Linked DNA regions of Homo sapiens: region 1 is linked to region 2. A link is a contact called in ENCODE Hi-C data. All regions are on one chromosome and are shown on one strand. Each heading gives the region's core, a stretch centred on a gene start or an enhancer-like site at or near the end of the contact. The rest is flanking DNA. Distances are from core to core; before and after follow the strand shown.

Region 1 (6,484 bases), core at 454-2,953, 2.1 Mb before region 2:
TTACCACTCTCTTACATAAAATTTTTTCCCTTTGCACTTACCAGTATCTTTTTTTGTTTATGGTTTTTGGTTTTTGTTTTGTTTTGTTTTTTGAGATGGAGTCTTGCTCGTCACCCGGGCTGGAGTGCACCGGCTGCAATCTCGGCTCACTTCAACCTCCACCTCCCGAGTTCAAGCTATTCTCCTGCCTCAGCCTCCCAAGTACCTGGGATTACAAGGCATCCGCCACCACGCCCGGCTAATTTTGTATTTTTAGTAGAGACGGGGTTTCACCATGTTGGCAGGCTGGTCTCGAACTCCTGACCTCAGGTGATCTGCCTGCCTCGGCCTCCCAAAGTGTTGGGATTACAAGCGTAAGCCACCAGGTCCAACCAGCACTTAGTGGTATCTAACGCACCAACCCACCATGTATTCTATTTATCACATTCACTGTCCATTTCTCCTGCCCAACTCACAACTAAAATGCACGTTCTCTGAGGGCAAGGACGTTTACCTATTTTGTTCAGTCTATATCCATGGTGTATAAAACAGAGACTTGTTGGGGGGGAGGTAATAGCATTTATTCCATGAATATGACTACGGCATACACACATACACACACATACATGTCCACACTATATCTGGAAAGATAGAGGAGAAAATTATTTTTGCCTCTGAGCAAAAGAACTGAAAGACCGTGGTGGGAGAATATTTGACTGACTTTGTACCATTCTTAAGTTTTCCTATATGTGTATCTATGACCCAGTCCTCTCCTGCTCCCCTAAACTCTTAGTGTTAAATCACTATGTTCTGCCTTGGGAAAGCAAGTTATAGACAAATGTGCATACATAATCTGATCCTATTGGGTTGTATGAACATGGGGCAGTAACTGTATCAACAATCTAGGGATCCAAGGAAGGCCCTACCCCTGAATCTGATCTCCCACAATCCTGGCTCCTGGGCCTATCCCAACCCACCCACATCATACACCCTTTTATTCATACCCAGATCCCTGCCCCTGGAACTGGTCTCCACCCACTGCCCCCTCCCCAGGCCTGGTGCAGCCCACAGTCCCGCCCCCAGAACTGGTCTCCGCCCACAGTCAGCCCCGCCCCCAGGCTTGCTGCCACCCCATAGCTCCGCCCCTAGAACTGCTCTCTGCCAATCACCACTGCCCTCCAAGACCGGTACACCCACAGCCTAGTCCCCGCCCTCCGCCCGGCCCGGAGCTTATCTCCGCCCACAGCCAGCCCCAACCTCCAGGGCTGTCACAACCACAGCCTGGTTCCCGCTCAGCCCCGCCCCGGAAATGGAGGTCTCCACCCCTGTAACTGGTCTCTGCTCAGTCATCCCCGCTCTAGAAGCCTTATACCATCCGCCCCGAGAACTGGGCCCCACCCACAGCCCCGACCCTGGAACTGGTCTCTGCCCAATCAGCCTCGCCCTCCAGGCCTGGTACGGCCTCAGCCGGTTCCCCGCCTTCAGCCCCGCCCCGGAACTGATCTCCGCCCACAACCAGCCCCGCCCCCAGGCCTCGTGCGGCTCACAGCCTGGCCCCGCCCCCAGGGCCAACCTTACCCCCGCTACTGCCCCAGGCCAGGGCCCAACTTTGTGCCCACTAAGCAAACTAGAACACCTCTGCCCAAGGCTGGGGTTCGCGGCCGCCGCTCCCGCCCGCCGCGCCTGTCGCCTAAGCGCCGAACCCCCAACACGCTCGACTCTGCGAGGCTGCCCGCGCGAGCCGGAAGGGGACGTGCAGCGCACCTCTCCCCAGACCGGAAGCGGAAGCGCGGGGCGGTACCGTGGGAGGGGCCGCGCGTGGGGCAGCGGGGAGCGAGTCCCTCCGTCCCCGCGAGTCGGCGCTTTTGGCCCCGCGGGAGGGGCCGGGCTCGGTGAGCGACTGGCGGGGGCTCGGGTCCGAGTCCAGGGGGCGACGTGGGCCGCGGACACCGCCAGCCACGGGCCCTGCGTCCCTCCAGGGAGCCGTGTTTCGGTTCATGAGGCCTCGGGCTGTGAGCTTAGGTCAGCACGAAGCTGCTGCTTGCTCCTGGGTCGGGGCCCCGCGCCGCTGTTGCCTCCTCAGGGAACCCCAGTCGCCCTCACCCGGGGCGATTCCGCACCCCAGGGGACTTTTGGCTGTAGCTGGAGACGACTGTGGTTTTCACAAATTGTGGGGAGGGGAGGCTGCTACTGTCACCTAGAGGGTGGAGGCCGGGGAAGAGGGACGCTGCTTGCTCTTAAAGATCCTACGTTGTACAGGACAGTCCCCCACAACAAAGAATTATCAGTAGTGCCAGGTTGGGAAACCCTGCTCTAGGGCCTTAAAAAAAAAATCTCTGCAGTTCTGAATAAACTACATAAATTGTTAAAAATTCAGTTTAGTCACTTAATAGGGCCTCTAAGTGACAAGATATTTTTAAAGCCTGTGGAGTCACCATAGAATCTCTCTCCAGCGTAGTAAGTTGAGCAAGTCAAATGCACACAGCGTTAAGCTGCTTTCTCCCCTCTTACGGAGCAGATGGCCAGATGGGAATCAGGTAAAGCCAGTCATGGCCCACAGGCTGGGCCCTTATTACACATTTAATCATTGAGTACCCAAAAAAAGTGAATGGGATGGTGTTTCCGGCAGCCGTATCCAACAACTGTACAACCTATACAAAGCCTCGAAAGAAATCTTTGTGTCTTTTTTTTTTTTTCAGATGAGAAAAGCATCATTCAAGCTCAGATTCGTGTTGAAGCCTGCCACAAGGTCCACCTGTTGTTGTGGGTTTTTGGGTGACCAGGTGAGTACAGTGTGGAACCTACAACAAGGTTTCAGCAGGCTCTGCTGTGTAGAAGAACTCCTCGTGGGCTTTTCCTGTGCTGGGGTTGTAACCACATTGAAGTCACTAAGAGTGAAGGTATCTTAAGGAAAGTTCAAGGTAAAAAGACAGAGGTGTTTATGGTTACATGTGTGTAAATAAGTAAATACAGTTACATGCAAATAAGTATCCACAAAACAAACATACAAATAACGTAAAGATGTGTAACTGTAGCTAAAGACAGATTTTCTGGTATGCCGTAATGCTAAAAGTTTCTGAATTTTATATAAGTATAGAAAATATTTACATGTATATGTAGTGTTACAAGTCTTCCCACTAACAACTAGCAGGACTACTTAGCAACATTTTTCAGGCCTGTTTGATTTGACTTTTTTTTTTTTTCTTGAGACCAAGTCTCACTCTGTTGGCCAGGTTGGAGTGCAGTGGCGCGATCTTGGCTCATGTCAACCTCCACCTCCCAGACTCAAGCAAATCTCCTGCCTCAGTTTCCTGAGTAGCTGGGACTACAGGCAAGTGCCACCACGCCCAGCTAATTTTGTTTGTATTTTTAGTAGAGACAGGTTTTTGCCATGTTGGCCAGGCTGGTCTTTAACTCCTGACCTCAAGTGGTCCGCCCACCTCAGCCTCCCAAAGTGCTGGGATTACAGGCAAGAGCCACCGCACCCAGCTGTTGATTTGATTTCTAAAGGCATATTGGCCCTCCACCAAACTTCAAAATATAAGGGCATTTGTAAAAAGGATGATTTATTAGTAACAAATTTAAAATTAAATTGACCGGCGACCAGATGTGTTTTGAGTAATGGGATTTTTTTTTTCCTAATGAGATTTGAAAACATTTGGAAGAATATTAAGCAACAACTTATAGATTGAAGGGTAGGGAACTGGTTTCCAAAAAGATTGTCCTCTGCACCTTGCCTCCTGTATTAGTCCTTTTTCACACTGCTATAAAGAACTACCTGAGAGTTTTCACACTGCTATAAATAACTCCCTGAGACTGAGTGACTTACAAAGGAAAGAAGTTTAATTGACTCAGTTCTGCATGGCGGGGGAGGCCTCAGGAAACTTACGATCATGGCAGAAAGCAAAGGGAAAGCAAGGCACGTCTTACATGGCAGCAGGAGAGAGAGAGAAGACATAAACGCCAAACTTCTAAACCATCAGATCTTGTGGGAACTTACTATCAGGAGAACAGCAAGGGGGAAGTCCGCCCCCATGATTCAGTCACCTCCTACCAGGACCCTCCTCTGACACATAGGGATTATTACAACTCGAGATGAGATTTGGGTGGGGGGACACAGAGCCAACGATATCACCTCCTAATAGGAATTAACTTTGTTTCTTAAAACTTCTCTGAAATAACAGTATGGTGATTCATATTGCAGAGAATCATGTTAAGTAATCTAGTATTAAATTGTGGGGTTTCTACTAATTGTGTGTGTGTTCACCTTTTCCATTCTAGCTTTCCTACAGCATTCTTGAAGGAATGTTTACTTATCATGCAATAGATATTATTTGAGTGCACAGTTAATGGTGACCAACCATCCTCATTTTTTCAGGACCAAGGGGTTTGCTAGGGCACAGGGCATCCAGTGTTCAAACCGGGACAATCCTTGGCAAACCAGGTCGCCTCCATGAGTCAGGTCCTAGGTCAGATGCACAGGGACCCTGGAGGACCTGAAATGGCCCCTGTCCTACATAAAGTTTACCTTCTAACAGGGAAGATAAATTTTAAACCATGAATGACAGGAGTGATGTGGGAGCTTGGCACTAGTGAACTTGATCAGAGGGAACAGGGAAGCTTTCTTGGGAAGGATATTTAGCTTGAGAGCTTAAGTTGTTACAGAACCAAACTGGGGTCTGCTCACCTGGTGGTGCAGTGAAACCAGATGTCTATATTGAGGGTTGCTACGATAGATAGAAAGGCTTTTATTGCACAGCACTAAGCAAGGAGGACCAGACATTAAATGTTCAAATCCTGGCCTCCCCAGTGGCTTTTAGGCAAGGAATTTTTTTTTTTTTGAGATGGAGTCTCACTCTGTTACCCAGGCTGGAGTACTGTGTTGCAATCTCAGCTCACTGCAACCCCCGGCCTCCCGGGTTCAAGCAGTTCTGCCGCAGCCTCCTGAGTAGCTGGGATTACAGGCGCCTACCACCATGCCCGGTTAATTTTTGTATTTTCAGTAGAGACGGGGTTTCACCATGTTGGCCCGGCTGGTCTTAATCTCCTGACTTCGTGATCCACCCGCCTCAGCCTCCCAAAGTGCTGAGATGATACAGGCATGAGCCACCACACCCGGCCTTTTTTTTTTTTTTAATGAGACAGAATCTCACTTGGTCACCCAGGCTGGAGTGCAATGGCACGATCTCAGCTCACTGCAACGTCTGCCTCCCAGGTTCAAGTGATTTTCCTGCCTCAGCCTCCCCAGTCCCTAGGATTACAGGCACATACCACCACACCTGGCAAATTTTTTGTATTTTGAGTAGAGACAGAGTTTCACCATGTTAGCCAGGTTGGCCTCAAACTCCTGACCTCAGGTGATCCGCCTGCCTAGGCCTCCCAAAGTGCTGGGATTACAGACATGAGCCACCGTGCCCGGCTAGGCAAGGATTTCTGAAGGCAATGGTAAGTTACAGAAAAGCAGAAGCTACAGGCAAAATCATAAAGCAATACATGGAGGTTACACACTGGTTTAGACTTAAAAGGGCAAGGATGTCTTGAAGCAGGAGCTTGTCATAGGTAGATTCAAAGATTTTTCTGATTTGTAATTGGTTAAAGAAAAGAAGCTTTGTTTAAAAATTTAGAGTCAGTAGGAAAATGTTAACTGGCTGGGAGAAGTGACTTTCTCCAAGCCCCTCAAGAAGAAACTTAGCACAAAGAACGCTGAAGCTCAGCCTTCATGTCCCGCTTATCTGGGGTCTCTGAGCCAGCAGCTCCATTTGGTGGGGTCCTCAGTGGGAGTCCCAGCCTCTGAAAGGCAACTCAGGGACGCATGTTAAGATGTTATCTTTAGTTTCCATGGGGAAAGCGAACATCTCTGGAGCCTTAACTTCTTTGGCTGTTGTTTTAGGTTACTATTACCTTCCTGTTTAACAAGTTCCATATTTACTTTTGGGGCTAGCTGGATGCTCGGAATTTCCCTTAAAGGAACTTCAGGATTTTCCTTTATTTTCCCACTTGGGGTTCACAGGCCCCTGAAAAAGGGAATTGCTGCTCCATCTCCAAGTTGGGGTCAGATGTAGCTAGTCATAGGGCTCGACTAGAGTGAGGGGACAGGGTTATGTCCAAGAGAGCACTGCCGTCGAAGAAGCTGTGTAAGGAAAGGCCCTGCAGCAGGAGAGAGGCTGCCACGCTCCCTGCACTGGGAACACAGGGATGGCTGAAGCCGAGACAAGAACAGGGAAAGAAGCTGGGCGCAGTGGCTCACACCTGTAATCCCAGCACTTTAGGAGACCAAGGTGGGCTGATCACCTGATGTCAGAAGTTCAAGACCAGCCTGGCCAACATGGTGAAACCCCGTCTCTACTAAAAATACGAAAATTAGCTGGGTGTGGTGGTGCACACCTGTAGTCCCAGCTGCTCGGGAGGCTGAGACAAGAGAATTGCTTGAACCTGGGAGGCTGAGGTTGCAGTGAGCAGAGATTGCACCACTGCATTCAGCCTGGGTGTAAGAGTGAGACTCCTC
Region 2 (3,903 bases), core at 1,028-3,527:
AATCCCAGCTACTAGGGAGGCTGAGGCAGGAGAATCGCTTGAACCTGGGAGGCGGAAGTTGCAGTGAGCTGAGATGGCGCCACTGCACTCCAGCCTGGGGGACAGAGTGAAACTCTGTCAAAAACAAAACAAAACAACTACAATTAACAAAAAGTTCAGGTCAGAGATTGCTGCCAAACAAGTGACCAAAACAACTTGATTTCCAGGGCTTTTTTGGATTTTGGAATTGGGGACTCAATTCCAAGTCAAATGCTCCTTACGGCGTTTGATATGGACTGCACACTGTTTAAACACATTCACTCAGCTCGTGTTCATGAAAGCCCTACAAAGCTGGAGGAATCGTCATCATTCCATTTCACAGATGAGGAAAACAGAGGCGCAAAACTTTAAGTCATCTGCCCAAAGTTACTGGTTTTGTAACTGCTGGGGCCTCTGTATTTAACAGTTAAGGAAAATAGTGGCAGAAAACCTGAGTCACAAGCCCAAGTCAATTTCTCTACATAGTAGTGGACTCAGGATTCCAAGCCAGATAATCCCGCATCTTGCATCCATGCTCTCACCTCTAGAAGGGGAAGTGAGAGGAGCGGTGGGGTGTCCCAGCTGAGGGAGGGGAAGTGAGACCCAAGCACCGCCTTTCCCCACAAATCTAGCCCTGCAGCCCCTCTCCAACCTTACTTGGACTCAGGATCATCCTTGGCAGGTCTCTTGGGCAGATATTTTTTCACCAGGCTCCTAAGGGGAGACAGAGGTAGGAGGGCTGAGCCCGCAGCCCTCCCACCGCTCCCCGTCGCCCCAGGCGCGTCCTCCGTAGCGTCCACCCCAGGGTCTCACCGCAGTTGTTTGGCGTAAGCCTGTTCCACTTCGGTGCGTTCTTTCACGAACTTTACATATCTGTCCAACAGGTCCAGCCCCCACTGCGTGTGGCGCTCGAGCACCTCGAACTGATCCTGACATGGGACATGGTGGGGGAGGAGGGGAGAGGGGCCGGGGTCACGATTTTGGGACCCCACAGCCCGCCGACCAGACTCCCAGGGAGGGCCAAGGCTCTGCGCTCCTAGAAGGAGTGGCTTCCCGGCGCCGCCCCGGCGTGGCGCGGGGGGAGGCAGGAAACTGGCGGGAACCCCCTCCCCTTCCCGGGAAGGGCCGGAGAACAGCGCCCAGGCCCCAGCCACCCCGGCCGGGAGATGGAGGTCTCCGACATAGGACCGCCAAGAGGGGCGTGGAAGGGGACAGGGCCACTCCCCCAGCTCGGGCTCCCCTAATCCCCCCGGATTCCGGAAAATCCGGCCGGCCCGGCGTGAGTCAAGGCCAGAGGGGCAGGGTTCCTGGCAGACTGGGGGCCCCTGAGTGGCCAGGGGGCAGGCACCAGGTTCCCTGAATCTCCCTGCTTCCAGGGATCCCCCGATGGGTGACTCAATTTACCCCACTGACCCCACTACACATCCAAAAGAAATCGCAGAATTGGAGGAGGGGGTGGCAGTCTGGTTACCCCCGCTGCACTAAGAACTCAGGGATTCCACCGCCCCCAGCAAGGGGAGGGGTCAGAGGTCCGGCTAGGATAGGGGGAAATTTCTGGGGCTTCCAGGGCTGAGGTTATAGGCGACCAGGGGGCGGTCCCGCCCTGGGCCTGGGGTGAGCAGGGGGAAGCCAGGGAGGGGGATCAGGCCGAGCTTAGCATCCCCCTTCCCCTCCATGAGCGTCCCCAGCCCCTAGGTGTTGATTAAAGGCGAGGGAAAGGGCGGTCAGGACTTCTAGGTCCCACGTGGGTGGGGATGAGGGTGACCAGAGGGTCCCCTCCCCCCTCCTAGCCGGACAGGCGGACGACGGGCAGGGACCCAGGGGCCGTAAGATAAGCCGCCTGCCCGGCCAGGGCGCCCAAAATAGGTGACCTCTCTCAGCCGCCCCGGCCTGGCCCCAGGATTCCTTCTGCCCGCCTCATTCGCAACCCTGTGCCTCAGTTTCCCCACTCCGGTCCGGCAAAGTCGCCCTTCGCCCCTGAGCGTGCTGAGACTCCCAGATAAACTTCGAGAGAGAGCGGAGGGTGGAGGGCGGGGACCCAGGGGTCGGTGGAAGGGAAAGGCGCGGAGCCCCCTCTAAGATACATTGGGGACAAAAGGGGGGTGCCTGGACCCCAGCAAAGGGGAACTTAGAGGCGGGCCGATTGGACTTACCCACAGCTCAGTGCCCCAATCCATGCTGCTCCCGCCGCCGCCGCCGCAGCCACCACCGCACCCGGTCCCCGCCGCCCGCCGCCCGCCGCCCTCCCCGGGGAGACTCAGCCGAGGGCGGTGCGCCTGGCCCCGCCCCGCCCCGCCCGGCCCCGCCCACCCCAGACTCTTCCCCGCCCCCCTGCACGCTCTGCCACGCCCCCACCCGCGCGGAGCCCAAGCACTGCGATTCGGGGGCGGGGCCCAACGGACGCTCCGCCCCCTTTTAAAGCAACGTTGCCACTCGACGCCGCTGGACCGACCCCTTAAAGAACCCCCACCCATTTTTTCCAAATCCCCGGGGTCCCTCTCGTCCTCTCATCTTCCTTCCCCGCTCCAAACGGTTCTTCCCATCTCCTTTTCCCCTTTCCCCGCAATTATTCCTTAAAGGGCCAAGACACTAAAACCCCAAACTCAAGAAGTCCTTCCTCAACCCCATTGCAGGGGCAACCTGAGGTCACCCCGTTCTTGCGAGCCGGCCCGGCTCCAGGCGTCTAGGTTCGTCCCACTAATGGTCTGGTCCCTCCGGCCACAGGGCGGATGAGAGGGTTTCGATCCAACCCAGGACGCGCCTTCGCCAAGGCCAGGTCCATTAACTCCCGCACCGCATCCTGCCTTCCCTCCCCCAGAGTCTCCGCTGGGAAACTGAAGACAGGCCGTCCTTGGGGCGCCAGGCCCAGGCCTTTCCCCAGCTGCCTTCCAGTTCGCGCCTGCATCTGCCCATTTTCCAGTTTAACCTGGTTTCATTCTCAGTACTGCCCCTGAGATTCCGACTCCGCCCCTCCCCCAGACATCTGGGCCATCTGGGCCCTGGAGAAGGGAAGTCTGTCACCTCTCCCATAAAAGTCTGTTCACACCTTGTAAATCCCTTTGAGGTGCTGGAATGAAAGAGGAGAGGAGGCACTGGGGATTCCCACTCCCATTCTCTCCGGGCTTTGGCGCTTTCTCTGCAGCCTCAGACAAGGCTGGGCGTCTTGCAGGGGGGCCCTTGGGTATACGTTCCCCTTACACAGAGCACCCAGGCTCCCAGAACAGAGAGATACAGCTGAGCCCAGGAGGAGAGCCTTGGGAGCCCACACTGGGACTGATGTCTCTGCTGAGACCTGGCCCCACCTGCTGGTGGCTTCTGAGCTAGAAAATGTCTGATTGCAGTTGGGCAATTGAACCCAGTGAGTTCTGTGGCTAGTCTCAAATGGGGGCTCAGCCTAGCAAAGTTCTGAGTTCACCTCTGCTCAGAGACTCAAACTGGAATTGGGGTTCAGTCCAGGTCAGCACCACCGTGGGGATAGGGGATAGAGGCCAGAGGCTTAACCAGAAGGATTAGCAACCCGGTAAGGGGTCAGGTCCAATCTGGAGTCAGGGCTAGTCCAGATCGGTGGCCTAAACCAGAGATTAAGCCTCAGTGTGTGGTGTGGGGGACGAGGGGGTGTCAGAGTTTCAGGCTGAAGTTAGGACTCAACTTGCAGAGAGGGAGTTCACCTGGGGTCAGAGTTCAGCCCGGAGTCCGGTCTAGCCTGGAATCTGGGGGTGGGGCTCCAATTGCCTCACTCTGGAATAAAAGGCTTAGCCTAAGGCTGGGGTCTCAGCCTGGGGTCATAGGTCATCCTAGGGTCAAACTTTAACCTGAGGCCAGCTTTAGGCCTCTCTGTGGACCAGGAAGATTAGGAAAACAGGTCAGGCCTGAACAGATGCGTGT

What was found. A loop is a pair of places that touch in the nucleus more often than their neighbours do. Pooled maps may share reads with other maps.
Region 1: a loop to region 2 is called in a pooled map, with 20 times the contacts of the local background. The contact joins the promoter of MBD3L1 here to the promoter of TRIP10 in region 2. A Hi-C loop is called at or near these places in 14 of 50 pooled maps.

What each region holds. Positions count from the first base shown.
Region 1 is chr19:8,827,596-8,834,079 of GRCh38, reverse strand. It overlaps MBD3L1 (methyl-CpG binding domain protein 3 like 1), which reads right to left and starts at 1,703. Exons shown (of 3, transcript NM_001393532.1): 1 at 1,558-1,703. It overlaps ZNF558 (zinc finger protein 558), which reads left to right and starts at 1,776. Exons shown (of 10, transcript NM_144693.3): 1 at 1,776-1,871; 2 at 2,679-2,762. RefSeq lists silencers at 967-1,226, 1,727-1,996.
Region 2 is chr19:6,738,054-6,741,956 of GRCh38, reverse strand. It overlaps TRIP10 (thyroid hormone receptor interactor 10), which reads right to left and starts at 2,277. Exons shown (of 15, transcript NM_001288962.2): 1 at 2,172-2,277; 2 at 832-947; 3 at 676-732. The coding sequence starts at 2,195. RefSeq lists silencers at 2,023-2,112, 2,153-2,432 and enhancers at 1,416-2,183, 2,633-2,762, 2,783-2,872, 2,952-3,720, 3,853-3,903.